Linked DNA regions of Homo sapiens: region 2 is linked to region 1. The links are chromatin loops, found by intact Hi-C in ENCODE. Cell type or tissue: heart left ventricle. All regions are shown on one strand. Region 1 overlaps SGCD (sarcoglycan delta). Region 2 overlaps SGCD (sarcoglycan delta).

Region 1 (4,000 bases):
TTTAAAATGCTATGCTGAGTGAAAGAAACAAGACACCAAAGAATACATACTGTGTGATTCAATTTATATGAATTTCAAGTACAGATAAAACTAATCTATGTGATAAAAGAGAAATGTTTGTCTATGGGATTAAGAATTGACTAAAAGAGATAGGAGGAGACTTTGGAAAGTGACAATATTAGTTGAAATGGTGGTTTCATGAGTGTGTATGTTTATCAAAATGTTATAATCTATGTATTTCACTGTATATAAATTTGCCTACAGTAAAAAAAATAGCTGGTAGAATTCAAATGTTATCTAACATAATGTACTTAATTTATCCAATGCCTACATTGAATAATTACAACTAGGAATTTTCATCTCCAGTCTCACGAAAGAATTGAGTGACTATTTCAGCCGTTTGCCTCTTATTTTACCAACTGTGCAATACTTACCACCTGTACTTAATGATATACAATGTTCCCATCTCATCCACAGGAGATAAGTTCCAAGGCCACCAGTAGATGCCTGAAACCACAGATAGTACTGAACCCTATACAGATGCTCCTCAAGTTTCCATGGAGATACCTCCCAACAAAACTATCATACGTTGCAAATATTATAAATTAAAAATGCATTCAATACACCTAACTTACCAAACAGCATTGCCTGCGGATACACTGACAAAGGGATGATTCATGCAGGATAGAGAGGGACATTGTGAAATTTCATCATGCTTCTCAGAATGGCACACAATTTACAACATATGAATTGTTTACTTCTGTTATTTTCTATGTAATCTTTTTGGACTGCAATTGACTGTGGGTAACTGAAACCACAGAAAGAAGAACCATAGACGAGGGGACTACTGTGTGTTTTTTATAAATTGTTTTCTTTGAAAGAGATTGTAAACTCCTTGGGAGTGTCATCTGTATCAGTGGCTCTCAAACTTTAATATACAAAAGAATTACCCAAGGACTTTATTAAAATGCAGAATTTCAGGCTTCACCCTGGGGATATGGTGATTCATTCGATTTGGCATTGATCCACGGAATCTGTTTTAAGGAGCAATCGAAGTGATAATCCACTGACCACCTTTTGAGAAAAAATGATCTATATTGTATTTGAATCATATCCACAAGGCTTGAGTGCTGTATGTGTCAAGAAGTAACCTATCCGATAAATAAATTAGATGAATTTTAATACCTTTGATACCAGTTTTCAACTGTAGCTGTTTTTTTGTGTGTGGGTTTTTTTTTTTTTCTGGACACTGTTAGATAGCATTTCAGGAAAGGATCCTAAATTAAAAGATAATTTTCCCCAGCCCCTTCATTTTCTCCAGTGGGGGAGGGAGAGCACTTTGTCTCCCACAAGACACTTGGCCTGTCTATAGATGTTTTTGTTTATCCCAACATGGGTAGGGGTTGGCATGGCTGGCATTTTTGGGTAGAGGCCAGAGATGCTGCTAAACACCCACAGGACAGTCCCCATGAAAAAGAACTATCAAGCCCAAAATATCAATAGTGAAAGATGGAAAAACTGTAGGATAGTCTTTTTGGAATTTAATGAACCCAGATACTCCTCAGAGTGATTCAGCCTTGTGCAAGCACCGTGTGTCAGGATCTCACCCAGGCACTCTAGGCTGTGCTATGCACTTATGCGTACCCTTCCTGGCCTGGGACCTGAGGCCTGGCTGCTGACGCTCCTTTCCTGTAGGTAGCTTGTACTGACTCCTTAGCGCTTCTATAGCAGCTTGTCTCATTTCTTTGACAAAGCATCTGCCAGCAGCAGGGCAGGGAGCCCTGAACATGGGCCACTCCAAGCTTGCCGACAGCTCTCTTTAGTGAGATTGGAGATGCTCCAGCTGGTCACAGAAAGAGGCAGCCAGCTGGGTTTGAAAGGAAAACAGATTTAATTTTGGTCCCCATTGAAGCAGAAACCAATCTAGAGATGTGCCTGCTCTAATTTGGAATTCTTAAAAGGATAATTGGGGAAACAGGTAGAAAAAGAACCACATAACCCAGGATATAAGGAAGGATGGATGCCCAGTGAGTGCCAGAGTTAGTTTGGCCTATTTTGCCATGATATTAGGATGGGATTAACTTGATATACGTGCATTGGATCTCAGTGGTTCAGCACTTCCTAGTTCTTGGACCTTGGAAATTAAATAAACTGCTATAAGCCTTGGTCTTCAGACTACAGAATGGCAATAATAATGATGCTAATTCCATAGGGTTGTTGTAAAGACTAAATGAGCTAATGCATGTAGAGAAAGATTTTAATGTAGTGACTGGCATATAATAAGCATTAAGTAAATAATAGCTATTAGCCATTATTCTTCTGCACCATTAACCTGCAAAATATGCCAGGCTCCACCAGCCTCTGACTATTCAATAAGTCCCCTTCTACCCTTTTATACCAACAGTATGTTGGCACAAACTATCCCTGCTTTAATAACTGTAAGTTAGCCATTCTCCAAGATACCCATTCATTATTTTTTATCCATTACAGGGTCTCTCCCATGTGCCCACAAATCAGTCTTTCAGCTGCAGCCACCATTATCCCTGACTAATCTTTCTTACCTGAGCTGGCTTCCCCTCCCCACAAACCCATTTGCAACTGTCCCTGCTCTGTCATAGTGACAGTTCAGACTATGGGTCCTTCCAAGCTGCTGGTGTTGGGGAGGTCAGAGTCCAGCTGAGATTCATGCAGAAGAGAAAAAGTATCTGCAATTCTGTCCCTTTTTGTAAATAGACCACAGCACAGTGCATCTCTTATTTAGAAATCTTTGCTGACTGGTTCTATCATTTTGTTCCTTTAGCCCCTGTCTCCAAGAGAACCTCAGTCTAGCCAAAAGATAGGAAGGAGGAGACAAGATACTTTGTAATTCCTATTTTCTCCCCGAAGCCAACACTTCCAGCCAATACTTCTAGCAAGCCTGCCGCTAACCAAGTAAACACCCCCAGACAAACCAACAGCTGCAAACAATTCCTGGAGAGTTCTTCCGAAGTGTATATTTCTTTGATGGTTTCAGGCCCCCCAACTCAGCACATTACAAGGAATTCTATTAGAATACTAGAGGATCAGGACAGGGTCCCAAAAGAGGAGCTATGAAGCACTTGGAGGGGAAGGAGACCAAACCTAGGGAAGGCAGAAAGAAAAGGAGAAAAATAAAGATGTGGAGGACAGGCAGCACATTCCTTGCAGCAGGGTGCATTGGAGCTTGAAGGTTAAGCTTCCCAGGGCTGCAGAGTGAGAAATCAGGGAGGGAGGCAATTGTCTGCTTTGTTTTGACTTGCCGTGGCTGAGGGTAACAGTCAGCTGTGACCTCTTCCTCATGACTAATGCTGAGCAGGCTTGGCTAGCCTAGGTTCCCATGTAACTTATCATTAAGCCAAGCCAAGAACTGGACAACATCTAAGTAGTCCCCTACATGGCTGTTTCTGGGGGTATAGGAGAATAGCATGGAGATTTGTGGGGATCCTGCAGGCCTGTCAGCAACCTCCAGTGCAGTTCTGGGGGTCTACTTTTTAACCAAGTAAAACAGTGAGTTTTCAGTTAATCTCTGAAAAAATTAGTAAAATCCACAAAGTAGTGAGAAAAGAGGACATTCCAGAAAGGAGCTGACTGTGCATAAGTGAGAGCGGCCGAAGTGGAAGCAGAATTAATTTGACAGAGGAGCTGAGAGGGAGTGAATTAAAAGAAATAAAAGATTCCATAATCTTTATTTTTTACCTGTAACAGCTAGAAAGACCAAATTCTAGTACAGTCATTCTTTTTAAACATGGCCATAACAGACTTAAAATTTAAGACTTTTAAAGCGAAGCATTTGAAATAAATTGTGAAATCAGGGCATAGAAGAATTATATCTGAAACTGGAGAAAAGAAAAAATGCCTTCAAGAAAATAGGGCATAGTATAATGCTTCCGTAGCTAAATGTTGCACACAAGGGAATTGGAACACAGTGAATGGTAAATCCCAAACCTCTTCAGCAAGATCATTGTAGAGGAAAATTGTCACC
Region 2 (4,000 bases), 59 kb before region 1:
AGAAGAAGATAGCCTACCACATAGGTGACATGTCAACTTAGCTGTTACATAGGGATACAGAGCTCAGAGAAGACCACGCCTAACATACTACTTTAGACTATGAAGGCATTTCACCCTCCAAACCTAGAAGGCCAAATGCAGGATGAATGGTCATGTCTTGCAGTTGAAACCTTGAACTTTGAGATAGGATCGCACTCTGTCGCCCAGGCTGGAGTGCAGTGGCAAGATCACAGCTCACTGCAGCCTCAATGTCCTGAGCACAAGCAGTTCTCCTGCCTCAGCCACCTGAGTATCTGGGACTACAGACACATGCCACCACACCTGGCTACTTTTTAATTTTTATTTTTGGGTAGAGACAGAGTCTCAGAAACCTTGAACTTTTTATAGTAGTTGTTCAATTATGAGTTACCTCTTTCTTGAGCCTTCCCAGCATGTAAAACAAACTTTGTCTTTGCTAGCGCAGACATTTGAAATGGATTTCTAATAGGTTAGCTTCCTTGGACTGAAGCTAGAAAATTGGGAAAAGGATTTTTTTTTTTTATTTTTGGAGTAGCAAGTGTCTTCACAAAGAGCTTAGGACTTGGAGATGGAGGACACAGTACTGAGGTTTTGGAGATGAAAGTCATACGAGTTGCTTTCCTTGAAATGGTGGTACAGAAGAGATAAAACTAACTCATTTGAATTCAGGGAATGCACAGTTTCTGAGCTTGCAGAAAGGCTGAATTTTGAACTGTGCTCTGCACCCCATTTTCTCGATTAGACTATAACATGGTGTCTTGCCCATCCCTTTCTCTACTTCCAGGATTTCTGGGAAGAAAATTAAAATACTTAAAGTAGCACTCAATATTTAACTATTCCAAAGCACTCAAGGTAAAACCCAGTCTAAAGTGGTTCCACAAACATTTTATTGCATTTTCTAAAGCACGGTTCTTATACATCTCTACCAGGCTCAATCTTTAAATGCCTTTTGATTTCCTGTTTCTTGAAACTTATAATCTCAGCCTATAAAAATAATTTTAAATGTCCATCAATTGGATATCGGTTAAATTACAAAATTTTTATAAAACTTAATGATGCATATCTTTTAAAAAGAATGAGGTAGATCTAGATAAAATTATCATAAAAGAATATTGTTGATATAACATTGACAGGAAATAAAGGTTATGGAGGAAGAATTGGCACACGTTTTCTGTAAAGGGCCAGATAGTAAATATTTTCAGCTTTGCAGACCATATGGTATCTGTTGCAATTACTCATCTCTGCTGTTTTGGTGTGAAAGCAGCCACAGACACTGTGTAAATAAATGAGTGTGGCTGTATTCCAATAAAGCTTTTCACAGGCTTTTACAAAAACAGGCGGTGGGCTCACAGGCTGTACTTTGCAGATCCCATTATAAACTATGCAGAGTGGGAAATAATCTGTTATTAAACAACAATTAAATATTTGGAAGGATATGTACCAGACTGTTTCATGATCCTTCTATTCTAGAGATAGAATAACAAAGTGATTTTTCTAGCATTTGGTATGTTACAATGAGCAATGATTGCTTTTATACTGAGCAAAAACAATGAAGGCACTACTATTGTGATGAAAAATCAGATTTTGCACTGTTCTAGGTAGCTTAGTCCTAATAAGTAATATTTAACTATATTTTTATTATGCCCGCAGAGCAATTGCCAGTATTTTATTCTTTGGAGGCAGAAACCAGAAGTACAGAATTAAACATTAAATTTACACAAGAACAGAGTATAGTTACCATCAGTGGTGGCCAAGGTTTCAGTCTTGAATGGAATAATATCTAGATATACAGTAAAGGTCTGTCTTTAGTTATACTCTATCTCGTATTCTAGAAGAAGATGAATCTTAATACAAACTCTTAAGGAATGAAAAACTTAAGATATAATGAAACCAGACCAGCCACAGTTTTAAGGTATTTCTCCGCAACCCAGATTTTGCATTATCAGAGCACTGCCCTGCTCTTGCATGATATTATCCTAGATTAGAATGTACTCTTCATTTTTTTCCCATCATATGGCATTAATAAACACAAATGAAAGGAGAGGTTATCTAAAAGTCTATTTTGTATGATTATTTATTTTGCCTGATGGCAATGTTGAAGATGAGATTTGAGCACGTGGTCTCAGGTGGGTGTGACAGCTCTATAGGTCCCTACTGACCCTGAGGCTCTCTGATTTCATGATTCAGCTGTTGATCAGATTCAGTGCTTTGCAAGGTTCACATCCTTGACTGGTCTTGACACGAAATGAGTGGCCATAATTCCGCATTTTAGATTCAATATCCAGGTGTAATTGACCAAACAAGAAAACTAAAGTGTAGCCCAGATTAGAGCTCATTTTAGTGAAAAAGGAAGCAGGAAGTAAACTCTTAGGTATTCAATGGCCTGTCCTCTGCTTGATTCCAGAATGCCAAGCCAAATATTTCTCCCACCTGTTAACATTTCCATATAAGTGAATCCTGCTTTTGGTGGATTTCAAATAGGGGTTAAATAGGGCAAAACTTATGGTTTCTAATTTACTTCTAATTAGGGGAAAGTCGCTTTAAAACTTTTAGCTAAAATAGGCTTAGTATTTACAAATACAGAAACATGGATTTGAAAATATATATGTAGTGAACATATATTTAGTGGTTCATCAAATTGCTGAAACATTAATTCAACCACTTTTCTCTTAGAGCAATTACAGTTATTCCACTGTCTTTCCACAGTTACAGTGAATTCTCTAATAATCATCACTGCACATATAAATTTGTCCTCCTTTTAACTATGCTGGACAAATGTCTGGGAGGAAATGCCCATCAATCAAGTGGATAAAGGAAATGTAGTATATATGTTCTATGGAATACTACTCAGTTGTAAAAAGGAATAAAATAATGGCATTCACAGCAACCTGGGTGGAATTGGAGACTATTATTCTAAGTGAAGTAACTCAAGAATGGAAAACCAAACATTGTATGTTCTCACTCATATGTGGGACCTAAACTGTGAGGACACAAAGGCATAAGAATGATACATTGGACTTTGAGAACTTGGGGGAAAGGGTGGAGGTGGCAAGGGATAAAAGACTACACGTTGGGTACAGTGTACACTGCTCAGGTGATGGGTGCACCAAAATCTCAGATAGCACCACTAAAGAACTTATTCATGTAGCCAAATGCCACCTGTTCCCCAAAACACTACTGAAATAAAAAAAAATTTTAAATGAAAAAAATGGGGGGGGAAAAAAGTGCTTTGGCACCTTAATTTGTTTATTCATTTGTAAACATTTAATAAGGATCCCACTGTATGACAAGTCCTGTGTTATATGTTGGGGATGAGTCACTAACTTGCTGTGTCACCTTGGACAAACTCCTTCATCTCTCTGGTCTCCTTTGTTCTACTGATGTCCTTAAGAAATCATTCAAAGAATATTTACAGCCTCAAGAGGATCCTAAGGATCCATATTGTCAAGTTGCTTCCAAAAGTTTTAGGCAAATTTGCAATGCTATCTGCACTAATTTCATCACAACCTTGCCAGCAAGGACTTTGTGTCCCATTTAAAATTGTAGTCATTTAAATGAGTGGAAAATGGCATGTGATTGGCTTTTTTTCTTCTTCTTAGATTATTAATGAGGTTGAAGAATGTACAACTTTGGCTCTAAGTCAAATGCAGTTTCAATTCCATATCATATTCTTAGATTTTCTTTGCCAAGAAACTTCTTTTGTAGTGGCAGGAAGTAGAAGAAAGGACAGGAGAGAACAATGCTTTTTTTAAAAAAATCTCATTTTAGAGAAAAAAATGTATTTGAGAAAACTATTTCCACAACACATTGCACATTGATAATGTGATGATGCTTCAAATGTTTTGATTGAATTTTTTCATCTCATTCCCCAAGGAAAATCCTCAATTTCTATTTTTACCCTTGTTCCAAATGCCACATGTATACTTCCATCCCTATTTCCCTCTTGGAGATAATATCTCAAGCAATAAGGCTGTTGCATACC

What was found. A loop is a pair of places that touch in the nucleus more often than their neighbours do. Peaks named below come from ENCODE experiments on the same cell type or tissue, not always from the same donor. Only the 100,000 strongest peaks of a DNase experiment are listed, where the experiment ranks them.
Region 2: a loop joins it to region 1, with 2.1 times the contacts of the local background. A loop is called at or near these places in 3 of 110 quality-filtered maps.

Annotation. Positions count from the first base shown.
Region 1 is chr5:156,472,740-156,476,739 of GRCh38, forward strand. All of the region lies in intron 3 of SGCD (sarcoglycan delta), which reads left to right. Among named protein-coding and RNA genes, the nearest start is that of SGCD, 150 kb to the left of the region's middle. In heart left ventricle, no CTCF peak of the experiment used is centred here; a DNase peak (open chromatin) is centred at 1,752; H3K4me3 peaks cover 218 bases; H3K27ac peaks cover 2,732 bases.
Region 2 is chr5:156,413,315-156,417,314 of GRCh38, forward strand. The region is part of intron 3 of SGCD (sarcoglycan delta); the gene reads left to right. Among named protein-coding and RNA genes, the nearest start is that of SGCD, 88 kb to the left of the region's middle. In heart left ventricle, no CTCF peak of the experiment used is centred here; no DNase peak of the experiment used is centred here; H3K27ac peaks cover 374 bases.